Linked DNA regions of Mus musculus: region 2 is linked to region 1. A link is a loop called in an ENCODE intact Hi-C map of the cell type or tissue named here. Cell type or tissue: heart. All regions are shown on one strand.

Evidence for each region. Hi-C counts contacts between places; a loop is a spot of excess contacts. Peaks named below come from ENCODE experiments on the same cell type or tissue, not always from the same donor. Only the 100,000 strongest peaks of a DNase experiment are listed, where the experiment ranks them.
Region 2: it touches region 1 in a loop (2.7-fold over the local background); 3 of 42 quality-filtered maps call a loop at or near these places.

The regions. Positions count from the first base shown.
Region 1 is chr11:109,880,101-109,888,100 of GRCm38, reverse strand. No RefSeq gene overlaps it. Among named protein-coding and RNA genes, the nearest start is that of 1700023C21Rik, 38 kb to the right of the region's middle. In heart, no CTCF peak of the experiment used is centred here; DNase peaks (open chromatin) are centred at 2,380 and 3,110.
Region 2 is chr11:109,992,645-110,000,644 of GRCm38, reverse strand. It overlaps Abca8b (ATP-binding cassette, sub-family A (ABC1), member 8b), which reads left to right and starts at 4,800. Exons shown (of 39, transcript NM_013851.3): 1 at 4,800-5,033. In heart, no CTCF peak of the experiment used is centred here; DNase peaks (open chromatin) are centred at 4,814 and 5,464; H3K4me3 peaks cover 1,416 bases; H3K27ac peaks cover 1,966 bases.

The DNA of each region.
Region 1 (8,000 bases):
TTGCTTCTCAACACATGGAAAACATCAATTCCTTTCTCCCAGTTCATTACATTTCTCTTCAAACCTTCACATTACTCAACAAGTTTGGAGTGATATTAAAGTATTTGTTTTGGAATGATAGTAATATATTCTTTATTAAATGAGTCAGAAAAGACAGAGAAAGTATCAGAAGTTTGGCTTCCATATTGTCTTGTAGAACACTTAGTACTGTTCAGTGTCTCGTTAGATTCCCAGAAATATTCATCAGTTTCATCAACACTAAATTAAGTGCCTTCCTTGAGCTATGAGAATTAACTCCAAAAATTATCTGGCAAATGAGTCTAGTCGTTTTATCTGGCCTCCAACCTCTCTCTCTCTCTCTCTCTCTCTCTCTCTCTCTCTCTCTCTCTCTCTCTCTCCTAAATGGGATTCAGTTTTGGACATTCCTACTATGCCTGACATTTTGTGTGGGTGTGATGTGTGATGTTTAATATTAGTTGCTGATTTCCTCAGACTATTAATATATTTTTAGACTTTGGAGAAAAATGAAAGAACAATATGCACTCTTTTCCATCTCCCTGATCCACTTCATAGGCTGGTATGTAGAGACCCTGGGCTAATGTTAGAAATCACTTTACCACCAGTGGCACAGTGGGTGATCAACTCTCTAAGGCTGTCCAGATAACAAGTAAATTCCAATGATAAAGGACTGAAAACATCCCAGTTGGGCCGATTAGTTTTTGTCAACATGATACTAACTATAATCATGTGACAACTGGAAGGAGAGAACGTCAACTGAGCAAATGCCTTTGTCATAGTGGTCTGTAGGCACATCTCTGTGACACTGTCTTGATAGATGTCTGATATGGGGCTGTCTTAACTAAGACAGTTTTACTGCTGTGAACAGACACCATGACCAAGGCAACTCTTTAAAAGGACAACATTTAATTGGGGCTGGCTTACAGGTTCAGTGGTTAATTCCATTATCATCAAGGCAGGAGCATGGCAGCATCCAGGCAGATGTGGATCTGGAGGAGCTAAGAGTTCATCCAAAAGCAGACAGAAGAAGACTGGCTCTCATGTGGTTAGGAGGAAGGTCTCGCTGCTCACCCCAACAGTTACACACTTCCTCCAACAAGGCCACACCTCCTAATAGGGCCACTCCCTGAGTCGAGCATATTCAAGCCACAGTAGGGGCAGACTGCTGAGGTGAGTTCCACCCCTGGCCAGGTGGTCCTGGATTACATAAGAAAGCAAGCCGAACAAGCCAAGAAAGTAAGCCGGCAAACAGCAATGCCCCATGGTCTCTGCTTCAGTTCCTGCCTCCAGGGTCCTGTTTGAGTTTCTGCCCTGACTTCACTGGGTGATAGACAGTGAGGTTGCTTCTGGCCATGGTGCGCATCACAGAGTTAGATAGCAGGTCAAACAGCCAAGCAAACCATTAAGAGTCTGCCTGTCAAGCCGGTTGTGGTGGCGCACACCTTTAATCCCAGGACTCAGGAGGCAGAGGCAGGCAGAATTCTGAGTTCGAGGCCAGCCTGGTCTCCAGAGTGAGTTCCAGGACAGCCAGGGCTACGAAGAGAAAACTTGTCTCAGAAAACCAAACCAAGCCAAACCAAAAAAACAAAAAACAAAAAACAAAAAACAGTCTGCCTGTCTCAGCCCACCATGTATCAGTCTCTGTCATATGAAGGCACACTGTGTCTGACAGATACAAGGGTCCTGTTTCCAGCCTCTCCTCCTTGGTCAACCTCTCTCTCTTGTTTCAATACAAGTCTTCTAGTCTTTCACCCTTCCTCTCTACACGATTGCATTTGGCTGCTCAAAGTTCTTTCCTTACCTACTTTTCCGAGTGTCCTTCCTTGGCAAAGGTGGGATTGAGATCAAATGAGTTATCCCTGCTGCCACGGAGACCAGCAGCCAAGAGGGGAGAAATCTCAAAGGCAGACACGGGTTCCCTAAATGATGGAGAGATTCTCTTTGGTTTACGTGGGGAAAATAATAATAACCAATCTGGGGAGTGTATCTCATCTGATAGAGTGTTTGCCTCTACCAACTACATAGAGCCTTGGGTGTGATCCCCAACACTGCAAAAATCAAGCAAGGTAATGCATACCTCTAATCCTGGTGAGCACTTAGGAGGTGGAGGCAGGAGGGTTAGCAATAGGAGGCTGAGTTATATGAGACAAAGGGGTAGGGGGTGACCCTTGGCTGTTCATTCTGTTGGGTCTTTTCTACCCAGTGTAGTCAGAGCACAGGCATCTGGCGCCTTTGTACTGCTCTACTGTGGTCCACTGAAGTCCACTCAGTGCTGCTGAAGGTTTGGCACACATGATGCCACACAGATACAACGCAGGCTTTGTAAATGCCAGGGGGACAAGCAACCCCTTCTCCATGGGGCTTTCACCCCTTAGAGCTAGCTGCAAATGGGCAGTCTTCAATTGGAGGAGCCTGACTCCTATCACCCCAAGGGGTGACATGACATTCCACTCCAGGCTGTTGGTGGAGCTGGGACAAATTGCACTTGTTTCGGTGAAATACAGCAACTCAGAGGAACAAATAACCCCTTTACCAGTTCCAAGGATCTGCCAGTTCTAGCCCTTTGGGTTGAACCCCAGGGCTAAGGGGATGTCCCACTTTAACTACTCTTTAGGGACAATATATACATTCAGCAATGTATATATATAAGGGCTTATGGAAAATACAAATCCAAATGAAGCCTTTGGATACTAATCATATCTAAGAATGATAAGATGACCCTAAAGATGAGACCCCGAGGCACTCCACCAAAACACTCAGGAAGCCTGGCTTGTTCTAAGAATGGAAAAGGAGAATCTGTTCATCTATCTACTAAGGAACAATAATAAACACTGCCATGCCATTCATTTTAATCTCTGCATCCCCTTTGTGGAAAGGGCAGGAGGTTTAACATTTTTCTGACTCTGTTGTGTCTCATATTTTTGAGTGCCTGGGACATTCAGAAAAGAGAGAAAGATTTCCCAGAGGAAAGCCTGCTGTCAGCTCTTAAACTGGACCGTGAACTGACCCCACCGTCACATTATCCATCTTCGGTGTCAAGGCTCTGTTGCAAGATCTCTGCAAGCCAAATTCCATTACCCACCCACTGCAACCACAGCCAACAGCTCCATCTGCATAAAAGTTGTGAATATCATAGCCAAGGGGCCTGGATACTGGTGCATACTCTGAGGCCTCAGAATTCCATAGAGGAAAGCTGTCCTGATAACTTACGAGTCTCTAGAAGAAGAGTTGGTGCTAGAACAACTACTGTCTAACTCATGGCTCTAGCAACACATGCTTGACACTGGACATCAGACAACAGCTTCCTGATTTGGAAAATGCAAAATCTTCAAGACGTGTCTAGACCTTTGCCCTGCACAAAAACAGTACCAGTCAAGAGAGCCTTCCATTGACGAAATAATGAAGCTGGATCCTCGACCTTACTTGATATACGGAAGTGAGCTCAAGAGTTCAAAAACTTAAACTGGACAGTTGAAGTGATTAAAACCCTTAACAGAGAACATAGTTGTGAGCCTTTGGATTTTGGATTAAACAATGCTTTCTTAGTAACCACAAGCATGAGCAAGAATAAAACCCAGAAGTGAGAGAATTGTAAGTTCAAGTTCACTCTCAGCTCTCTAGCAAGTTTGAGGAAGCAGCCAACAGAACAGGAAGAGCCAATAAACGTTACATTCTATTGGTGACTTATCAGGTGCTGTTCACACTTACTGGAAAAGGGATCTGGAGCAAGAAGCCCTCTCTTGACTCAGTTTCAAAGACATTTATATCAAGTGTCCTCCGAGACCTCCTGTCCCAAGTCAGGCTGAGCCCTGGCTCCTGACAAGGAGAGGGAAATGCAGACAGAAAGTAAACCATTCACAACAGAGGTTGCTATGGTTTCCAATGGCGTGAAATGCTTGTAGAGAGAACAGTAAGGCAAAAACCAAAGCCATCAATGGACAGACCCAATCAGAGCTCCGCTGGTCTGGCCACCGCTTCCTGAGCTGGTTTCTGCTGACTGTCTGTTACTACTATTACTTGCTATCTGTTCTTTTGCTTGCTCCACAATCAGTAAAACCCACGAAGACAGTGTGATCAGAGACCTGAAAAGTGTAGGAGAAAAGACAAGTGTTTCACCCAATAAAATAAACCAAGCAGAACATGGCTGCAGGCACCTGCGCTGGGTTGGCAAGAAGAGAAGCAGAAACCTTATCCCAATATAAGCCAAGTAGCTCTGGCAAAACAATACCAGCAGCTATATACTCAGGACATGCCCACTACCTCACCAGCATCAAATCCAACTGTGGCTTTGTTTTTGTTTTTTTTTTTTTTTTTTTTTTTTTTATTGTTGTTTGATTCTTTCTTTGTTTTGTAAGGGTGATTCCTCTTACAACAGTGGAGAAGAACCCCATTTTCTCATTCTTTGTAACTCAGATACACTGGCTGGATTCCAGATGAAGAGACAATCTATTGTTTAAAACTGAGAAATTCTGGTTTTGTTTTTTTTTTTTTTTTTTTTTTTTTGGTTTTGTTTGTTTGTTTGTTTGGTTGGTTGGTTGGTTGGTTGGTTGGTTGGTTGGTTGGTTGTTTTTTATTTTTTATTTTTTTGTTTTGGTTTGTTTTGGTTTTTTTGTTTTTGTTTTTTTGAGACAGGATTTCTCTGTGTAGCCCTGGCTAACCTGGAACTCACTCTGTAGACCAGGCTGGCCTCGAACTCAGAAATCTGCCTGCCACAGCCCCAGGGTGAGAGGTGAATCATCCAGTCAGTAATCTGGCTCATGGACCCAACAGGGAATTCTCAAAAGAGGAAACACAAAGGGACGATAAATACTTGGGAAAATGTTCAACACCCTATGTCATAAGGGCAGTGCAAATTGAAACAGCTTTGAGAGTCTACCTCATTCCTGTCAACTGGCTGTCATCAAGAAACAAATGACAGTATCATTAATAGTGTCAGTGTTAAGGATTGGTGCTTGTCCATGGAATGACTCTCAAGTTGGGCTGGTTATTGGTTGGTGTCTTAGTTAGGGTTTTACTCCTGTGAAGAGGAGCCATGACCACTGTGACACACTTACTTCAACAGGGACACACCTTCTAATAGTGCCACTCCCTGGGCAGAGCATATACAAACTATCACTTTCCACTCCCTTGGTCCCCAGAGGCTTATCTATGGAAGCCACACCTAAACACAGCATAATGCAAAATACATTTAGTCCAACTTCAAAAGTCCCCATAGTCTGTAGTAGTCTCAACAGTGTTAAAAGTCCCAGAGTTCAAGGTCCTTCTGAGATTCATCCAATCACTTAACTGTAATCCCCAAAGCAAGACAGGAAACCAGTTGGGCAAACTCCAAATTCAGCATTTCCATGTCTGATGTCAAAGCAGTCTTTAGATCTCCAACTCCTTTTTCATCTTTGTTGACTGCAACAAAGGGCTGGTGTCTCTTCTCCATCTCTGCCCTCTGTAGCACTCTAAGCTCCGGTTGATCCACTCCACTCCTGCTGCTGTTCTTGGTGATCATCCCATGGTACTGGCATCTCTAGTATGCTAGGGTCTTCCACTGCAACTAGGCTTCACCAATAGGCTCTCTTCATGGTGCCAAGCCTCAAATTCTTTGCCTGATCCCTTCAGTCTTGGTCCATCAACTGCAACTGAGGCTGCACCTTCACCAATGGCCTTCCATGGCCTCTCATAATGCCAAGCCTTAGCTGCTCTACATGACCCCTTCATGCCTTCAAAACCAGTACCACCTGGGTGACTCTTCCACATTACCAAGTACAGCTGTAGCATGAGGTACAACCTTGACTATCTCTAGAACACAGCTTCTTCCTGCTCTCAGAAAACACTTCCTAGAAGATTTTATCTAAGCGATGTTGGTCTCTTCTTAATCACTGCTAATTTCTTAGCTCCAGCTAACCAGCATCAATTGTCCCAGTAGTCCCTTTTATTCTGTATTCTAAAGCCAGAGCCATGTGGCCAAAGCTGCCAAGTTCTGCTGCTTGCTGGAGCTCGAACATGGTCCCCTTGTTCTATTACATTCTCACCAGCTCTCTGTTTTCTAATTCCTTCATTGCCTAAGTTTGGCTGTCCTGGAACTTGCTCTGTAGACTGACTTTGAACTCAAAGATCTGCTTGTCTTTGCCTTCTGGGATTAAAGGCTTGTACTACCATGCCTGGACCTAAATTTAGCTGGGTGGGATCTTGCTGCAATGTTACTACTCCCTTAATTCAATTTAACATCCTTGAACACAGGATTCAGCTCCATTCCACTTCCTGGTGCCCTTTTAATACTCCAACCATGTATTTTATATTTTTCCTTTATTAGCTTGATATGCTTGTTTAAAATGCTCTTCATAAGACTTAACCAGAGAACAAAGTCTATGCTGGGAGTTTCTGAGACTTCATTTGTCAGTGAAATTAAGCTGAGTCTCTTCACCTTAGCCTCAAGCAGATTCTTTGGACACTGGCAAAAAGCAGCCACATTCTTCACCAAAATATCACAGAAACAGTCTCTCAGCCACATGCTAAAATTCTTCTCCTCTGAAACCTCTAGAAACAGGCTTCCACAGTTCAAGTCTCCCTCAGAAACAAAGTCTTCCTTATTCCCACTAGGACAGCCCATTAAGCCCCGCTTAAAGCAATCCACCGCTTTCCAAGTCCAAAGTCCTCAAATTCACATTTTTTCAAAACAAAAGCATGGTTAGGCCTATCACAGCAATACCCCAGTCCCTGGTACCAACTTCTGTCTTAGGGTTTTACTGTTGTGAACAGACACCATGACCAAGGCAACTCTTGTAAGGACAACGTTTAATTGGGGCTGGCTTACAGGTTCAGAGGTTCAGTCCATTATCATCAAGGCAGACGTATGGCAGCATCTAGGCAGGAATGGTACAGACAGAGCCAAGAATTCTATATCTTCATCTGAAGGCTGTTAGCAGAATACGGGCTTCCAGACACCTAGGCTGAGGGTCTTAAAGCTCACACCCACAGTAACACACCTACTCCAACAAGGCCACACCTACTCCAACAGGGCCACACCTTCTAATAGTGCCACTCCCTGGGTCGAACATATACAAACCATCACAGTTGGCCATTCCCTCAGTCTCCATCCCTTGACCCTGCATTTCTTGTAGACAGGATGAATTTTGGGTCAAAAGTTTTATGGGTGGGTTGCTGTCCCAGGAGTCTAGCATGGCTGTCCTCTGAGATGCTCCGCCTAGCAGCTGACTCAAAAAGATACAGACACCCACCCAAACAGTGGATGGAGCTTGGAGACACTTATGGAAGAACAGGAGAAAGGATTGTGGGCCCCCATAGGAACTTCACAGGAAGACCAACCGAGTCAACTAACCTGGACCTTTGGGGCTCTTAGAAACTGAACCACCAACCAAAGAACATACACAGGCTGGACCTAGGCCTCCCTGCACGTAGGTAGCAGATGTGCAGCTGGGTCTTCATGTGGGTCCTGAACAGCTGGAATAGGGTTTATCCCAAAAGCTATTGTCTATATGTGAGATGTATTCTAGCTGGATTTTCTTGTCTGGCCTCAATGAGTGAGGGTTTGTTTAGCCTCACTAGAGACTTAAAGTAACAGGGTCAGGGGATTCTCAGAGGAGCTCCCACCTGCTCAGAGGAGAAGGGGGATGGGGGAAGGATTGTGAGAGAGAATAACTGGGAGGGGGCAGTGAGCATGATATAAGGTGGATAAGTAAAAATAATAAATAAATAAATAAATAAATAAATAAATAAATAAATAAATAGGGGCTGGAGAGATGGCTCAGTGGGTAAGAGCACTGACTGCTCTTCTGAAGGTCCTGAGTTCAAGTTCCAGCAACCACATGGTGGCTCACAACCACACATAATGAGACCTGACACCCTCTTCTGGTGTGTCTCAAGTCAGCTACAGTATACTTATGAATAATAATAAATAAATTAAATAAATAAATAAAAAATGTAAAATAGCTAGCTGGAGATGGAAGCTAAGTGAAACTGTAGGTAAACCA
Region 2 (8,000 bases), 110 kb before region 1:
CATCTGTCACATTATGTAAGAAAATAAGTAAGTATAGTAGTAGATGCAAGAGTCAGGCAAGTGAGCTTTAAAATAGTTAAATCATTTTAAAATAATCTTACCTAGGGCTGGTGAGATGACTCAGCTGATGGTTGCATTGTTGGCTAGAGTTCAGTTTCCATGACCCACATGTTGGAAAGAGAGAACCTGTCCTCTGATGTCCACGGATGCATTGCAGCATGCAGGCCTATACACATCCCCTCTCATTCCCAGTGTGTCCTTCTCTCTCATATAATACGAATGTTATATAATGCATGCTTGTGTTTTTTGTAAATTCATCTTTAAACACACCATGCATTTATATTTTTGAAGCGTTTTCCTAAATTGATGGCTGACATGATTCTTAAGACAGAAACATGACTAATTTCATACTCTGGTCTTGGGATCGTTGGTGACAGATTAAAGGGACAGATTCACGGACCCAGACTTCAGAATCACACCTTATCCTGTCAGTATCACCTACTGGCCTGGTTGTTATGCTGTCTGTCAAGCCAGACAGTAGTTAGCTGCTAATCTCTTTAAGTGCATATGGAATGGTCGTAAAGATCTTCCCTTAGTCAAGAAACAAGCCTTAACAAAAATTATCAAGCTAAATATTCTCTGACCATGAGTGAATCAAACTACAAATTAGTGACTAAAAGCAGGGGAGATGGCTCAATGCATAAACTGCTTGACTGATATGCATAAGAGACCAGGTTTACACCCCAGGATTCACCTAAGTGCTGGTGCATTAATACACTTCTGTTTCTAATCTTAGGACTAGGGAGCCAGAGACAGGAGAATCTCTGCAGCTTGCTACCTAGACATTCTAGCCAATTCAGTGAGCTTACAGATTCAGATGAAAGATTTTGTCTTTAAAAAATATGGTGATCTCCCGTCAATAAGACAAAAAGACCACCAACAGATTGGGAAAGGATCTTACTTATCCTAAATCAGATAGAGGACTAATATCCAATATATATAAAGAACTCAAGAAGGTGGACTCCAGAAAATCAAATAACCCTCTTAAAAATAGGGCTCCAAACTGAACAAAGAATTCTCACCTGAGGAATACCGAATGGCAGAGAAACACCTGAAAAAAATGTTCAATATCCTTAATCATCAGGAAAATGCAAATCAAAACAACCCTGAGATTCCACCTCACACCAGTCAGAATGGCTAAGATCAAAAATTCAGGTGACAGCAGATGCTGGCGAGGATGTGGAGAAAGAGGAACACTCCTCCATTGCTGGTGGGATTGCAAGCTTGTACAACCACTCTGGAAATCAGTCTGGCGGTTCCTTAGAAAATTGGACATAGTGCTACCAGAGGATCCAGCAACACCTCTCCTGGGCATATATCCAGAAGATGTCCCAATCGATAAGAAGGACACATGCTCCACTATGTTCATAGCAGCCTTATTTATAATAGCCAGAAGCTGGAAAGAACCCAGATGCCCCTCAACAGAGGAATGGATACAGAAAATGTGGTACATTTACACAATGGAGTACTACTCAGCTATTAAAAAGAATGAATTTATGAAATTCCTAGCCAAATGGATGGACCTGGAGGGCATCATCCTGAGTGAGGTAACACAATCACAAAGGAACTCACACAATATGTACTCATTGATAAGTGGATATTAGCCCAAAACTTAGGATACCCAAGATATAAGATACAATTTGCTAAATGCATGAAACTCAAGAAGAATGAAGACAAAAGTGTGGACACTGTGCCCCTTCTTAGAATTGGGAACAAAACACCCATGGAAGGAGTTACAGAGACAAAGTTTGGAGCTGTGACGAAAGGATGGACCATCTAGAGACTGCCATATTCAGGGATCCACCCCATAATCAGCTTCCAAACGCCTACACCATTGCATACACTAGCAAGATTTTGCTGAAAGGACTCACATATAGCTGTCTCTTGTGAGACTATGCAGGGGCCTAGCAAACACAGAAGTGGATGCTCACAGTCAGCTATTAGATGGATCACAGGGCTCCCAATGGAGGAGCTAGAGAAAGTACCCAAGGAGCTAAAGGGATCTGCAACCCTATAGGTGGAACAACATTATGAACTAACCAGTACCCCAGAGCTCTTGACTCTAGCTGCATATATATCAAAAGATGGCCTAGTCGGCCATCACTGGAAAGAGAGGCCCATTGGACTTGCAAACTTTATATGCCCCAGTACAGGGGAACGCCAGGCCCAAAAAAAATGGGAATGGGTGGGTAGGGAAGTGGGGGGGAGGGTATGGGGGACTTTTGGGATAGCATTGGAAATGTAATTGAGGAAAATATGTAATAAAAAAAGAAAAAAAATATGGTGATCTCTACAGGCTTTATCTCCCCTTTGTTGGGTATTTAAGCTAATGTTATCCCAGTTGGGTCCTGGGAGCCTCTCCCTTCCCAGGCAATCTGGGACTTTCTAGTGCCACTCCCCGCCCCCCCCCCCCCCCCCCCGTTCCCCACCTCCACTGCTACATATTTCTATTCATTTTCTGGACCCTCTGGATTTCTCTCCTGTCTCTTCCCATACCTGCTCCTGCCCCCCCCCCGTTTTCCCTCCCCCACCTCTCTCCCTCCCAGGTCCCTCCCTCCCTCCCTCCACCTCCATTAGATAGGCATGACCCACCCATGTCAAAAATGTTAACACAGAATTTTTCCTGTCTAAAGGAAATGCAGGGACAAAACATGGAGCAGAGGCCAAAGAAAAGGCCATCTAGACACTACCCCACCTTGAGATCCATCCCCAGAGCTCCCAGGTACTAAACCATCAACAAAGAATACACATGGAGGGACCCCATGGCTCCAGCTACATATGTAGCAGAGGATGGCCTTATCTGGCAACAATGGGAGGGGAGGCTCCAGGTCCTGTGGAGGCTTGATGGGTCAGCATAAAGGATGCTAGAGTGGTGAGGCAGGAGTGGGTGGGTAAGTGGATGAGAGAGCAAAGGGGAGGGGAGATGGGATGGGTAGTTTGTGAGGAGAAACCAGAAGGGGCACAATATTTGAAATATAAAATAACCAATAAAAGCTTAAGTTCATTGGTTAAAAATAATAATAAGGTGGATTGGGGACTGGAGAGGTGGCTCAGGGATAAAGAGCACAGTTGCTCTTGCAGAGGACCCAGATTCAGTTCCCATACGGTAATCTGCAATCTGTAACTCCAGTTCCAAGGGATTTGACTCAATTCTTAACCCCACGGACACAAGGTATGCACTTGATGTATGCGCATGCACAGACGTACAACCAAAACACCCAAACACATAAGATAAAATAAATAAACCTTTTTAAAATAAAAATTACGGTGATACATAGAGAAACCCTGTCTCTAAAACAAACAAACAACAACAAAAAAAAACAGTATAATGAATTTGTTTTTTAATTGTGTGAGAATTTCATACATGTATTACATTTACATAATTTCCCCTCTAATTTTTCCTGTGTGTCTACTCAATTCCCTCTCAAATTCATGGCATCTTAATTTCTATTGTACACACACATACACACACATACACACACACACACCCCTAATGTCTTTTAACATTGTTCATATGTACCCGTCTTTAGGGCTGACCACTTGGGATTGGATGAACTACAAGACTTTTTTCTGGAGAGCACTGGTTCTCCGTTCCTCACCAGTCATTGGTTGCCTATATCTCTTTATCTAGGAGTAGACCCTAGAAATTTTACCTCTTCCTGTTGGCATGTCAGCTGTGGTTGTCATTATGTAAGTTTCCTTTAGGCAGATATATTGTTGCAACCTCCCGGGAGCAGCAATCCTGTCTAGAAGATATTGTCCAGCAGCCATATAGCCTAGTCCTCTGATTCACATCCCTTCTTCCAGGATGTTCCCTGAACTTATATTATGGGTGTACATAATGTGTTGGGTCTGGGTACCTCTTGGCGACCAGTTATGGATCCTTGTAGTAGCCTCAGTTAGATGCAAAAGGAAGCTTCTTGAAGAAGCATGAGAACTACATTCAACTGTAGGCATAAGAAGTATTTAAAATGCAGTTAGAAATTATATTGCTTAAGAAAAATAGCAGTGGTACATTCTCCTCTAGGGTCTATGACCGCTACATCCACAGAGAGTTGACTAGGTTTAGAATATCAAACACAATTTCCTTCTGATTGAGAAGGCTTGGTGTTCAATTATATAGCTGTTGGATACCCCCAAGGTAAATAATGCCACAGTTACACCAGTCAGAAAAATAATAGCATGGTACACAGTAATATATAATTAAAATAATATATAATAAAATAGCATATTCATAATCCATGATTAGTGTTTATTAAGCAAATGGCAATCAAGCTGCAAAAATAACAGAAATATGGACAGCACTTGATGAAGACCCTTGATGTCTATCTCTTTCCTCCAGGAGCAGAAGGGACATACAAGATAATTGTCTCCAGTATCTAGAATGAAGACCCTAAAACCTACTCCATAAATCAACAGTCAAGACTAAAGCTCAGCGGGAACTGGAAAAAAATCACCAGAGAACTAAATGAAAGCAAAACTGAGAAATAAGAATGAAAATCCTGAGTGAAGAAGTCAGAAGCCCAGGGCTGTGGGTGGAGAGAAAGCTTTCCTCCGATAACACAGCTCTCTGATTTACCACCTTCCAGTTTAAAAGCAACGCATTAAATGTTGCTCTCCAGCTTAGGCATCCTGCAAGCTTGGGAATATTGAATTTCCTCCGTTATACAGCCACATGGCCAGGTGACCAAATATAACTGGCACCGCCCTGCGGGGGCTGGCTGCACAGCGGTAAAAGAGGAGCAGCCATGCGCGGTCACGTGTCCGTGGTGTTTGGCAAGACCAACCCAGAGCTGAGATCATAAACTCCCGCTGAGAGCAGCTTTCACCAGTCGCGTTCACGGACAGCAAACAGTTAAACTCTAGAAAGGTGCTGGAGAATAGGGGGAGGGGAAGGTGTCTCACTTTATTATTCTAAACAGAGCCCGTGATTAAATGGTGCGGCTGGAGTCCCTGCTTGGCATTTCCCGAAAGTAAGTTTCTGAGATTTTGTTTTCCTTATCAGGTTTATTTGTTTGGGCATCGGGATTATTATTGTTGTTGTTATAATAAAAAAATGAACCGTTTTATGAGCTGAATGCTAACCATCTGTGTCAAAGTTGGTTTTTTAAAAATCAGTGGGCTATTCTGAAATGTTTTGGTGTCTGGTGTGTAATATTAAATAGAGCAAGGTATTCAATTAAAATATATACCTTTATATCATGATGTTCTGCTGAGCCATAAAATGAGTGTGCGAATGAGCTGAAATTGGCCAACAGACTGACTGTCAAGCTGAGACACTTCAGGATTGAGTGGGAAGCTTGTACTGCCTCTGGAGTTATTTGCTTTGATGATGTAATTTGGCAATCTGGGGTTAACTTTTCTGAGACTGCTTCCGGAGAGGGTTCACAGAACACTTGATGAATAGCAAGCTGTGACTGTTCTTGGATCTCTGGCTGTTCTGACACCGTGGGGGAAATGAGAATGTGAAATGTGCAGGGCTCTCCTGTCTCACAGCCTAACTTTGAATGTTCATCCTTCAGCACAGAAGTGTCAGCCTCCCAGGGCAACAGGGGAGGAGAAACACTTAGTCTCTCGCCCTCTGTCTCTGTCTGTCTCTGTCTCTGTCTCTGTCTCTGTCTCTGTCTCTGTCTCTGTCTCTGTCTGTCTGTCTGTCTGTCTGTCTCTCCCTCCCTTCCCCTTTCTCCTCCTCCCCCCCCCCCCCCCACTTAAACATTTTGGATATTATTTATGCCACAGATAAGGAGGGTTCATGTCTTCAGTATTTTTACAAATCGCAGAACACACACACCAGGAGTGGACAGACAAGGAGGCGATTTTAATTTACAAATAAAATCAGAGAAGTTGCAGACAAGAGTGCAGTTGCCTGCAGGGCTGTGCCTGATTCTGTATTGAGATCTCTACTCAGACAACTCTGCCACCCCAACAGACTACACAGTCCCCTCAGAAGTTGTTCCCTCTGGATTATCCGGACTGAGAACAACTCATGAGGCACCTTAGCGGCCCCTCAGTGGGCACTCCAACCTGATGCAGCTCCACTCTTGGCATCCATTCCTTCCTTCTCTCTTTCCATGAGTTGTCTCCTTTCTTTTCTTGCCTGTCTGCCTTGCCTGGGACCTCCTTTAACAGCCCTATGCAGGTTCCTCCTGTGGCAATAGCCCCTGAGCCTGCTTCAGCCATTGTGTCTCCCATTAGACTGGCCAGGACTTATCACCTGAGCTTCGACTCTAGAGAATCCACGAGAGTGAGCTCTCTGTGTGTGGTAAACATGAGGAGCACTTCTGGTAAGGACCCACCAGCTTGTTGCTGTGGATCATCGTGTGGGGTTCATCCCTAGCACTCGCTTCAGTTCTTAGGACTTAGAACCAATTTTATGGTATTCACCATGGAGCTACTGACTTTGTGGTCAAAAGCCCGGGCCATTCACGCCCCTGGCTTCCCAGAAATCTGATAAGCATGGGATTCTGGGGAGCCTTCCCTTTCATGATTCAGCTTAGGTATCCAGTGTCCTCCCTCAGGAAAAAAAAAATGCTTTTGAAGAGCATTTACATCCCTTAGTTTGCAGAAGAGGTTTCACCAGAGCATGTTTGCATAGTATTGATTGTTGAAGTTGTAGCAGGAGGTGGTGTTATTATGCACTAAAACATCTTCTGCAGGAAATTTTACATTCCCATTTAATTATTTATATATATATATATATATATATATATATATATATATATATATGCAAATCCCCTTATCAAATCACCCACTGATATTTACACACAAACACACCTGCCCACCCCCTCTCCTATAGATGATCTTCCCTCTCTTCCTTCGGTGTTGAATTAGCTAAAGCTGTGGTTTGCTGCACACCTGTGGGAAAGTTTGTTCTGTTCTGCTAAGTAGTCTCTATGGCAGTACAATAATGCTGTTCTCTTCAGCCGGTTCTGGGCAAAGCCCCTGGAATGCCCTCCTGCGTACTGCCTCACACACAAGGCAAAGGATCATGAATTCCCAATCCAGATGAAGCCAGTCCAGAGCCACTACCTGGAGTTTCTACCTCTGCCTCCCAGATACAACACCTCACCACAGAAATGACCATTCACTGGAAAGATAACAGATTATTATTCGTAGACATAAATCTATTTGTGCTTACTTCAGATTAAAAGTTGAGTCACATTTCTGTATAATAACCGGATCAGTTAGAATCTATCCGAGAGCTCATATATGTAGACAGTATTTGTAAAAGATAAATCGTAATAAGAGCTGTGAAATTTTCATAAAATAAATCACAGTTCTTTGGGAAAATTAAGAGCAACCATTAAAGATATATGAATACCTTTATAATGTGCTTTGAACAGGACAGGAAATTGAGGAAAGGAAAAAAATATTTAACAGCTCAGCAAAAAATGATAAGAATATAAAAAGTATGATTAGAATAGAGGTAAATAAAATCAAATATAAGAATAAAACATAGTGAGAGATTATCCAAAGCAAAGGTTCATACATAATTTAATTCACTTTAAAAATATTATTATTTATTAATTAGGTTTTAAACAACAGAACAGTTGTCAGTATTTTATGAACCAAATATTTGAAACGTCAGCCAATGCTTTAAAGTAAAGAGCTAGATAAAGGTGTGTGCAGACAAATGTTAACCGGGAGAAACATGGGGTGTCTGTGTTGCTTTAAGAAATCCAAGTCGTCCCCCCACCCAAACACACACACACACACACACACACACACACACACACACACACACACACACACTACATAGCTGGGATAGTGGCACTGTGTCTTAAGCTTTTCACCATTCAATTCTACTACAATAGTAGCAGAGTCAGAGGAGGGCAAGCAGACACACCCCAGGCCTCCAACATCTACCATGGCATTACTGTTCCCTTCTGTAGTCAAAACAGTAGTCAGCTTGCTTGCTTGCTTTTATTGGTTATTTTGTT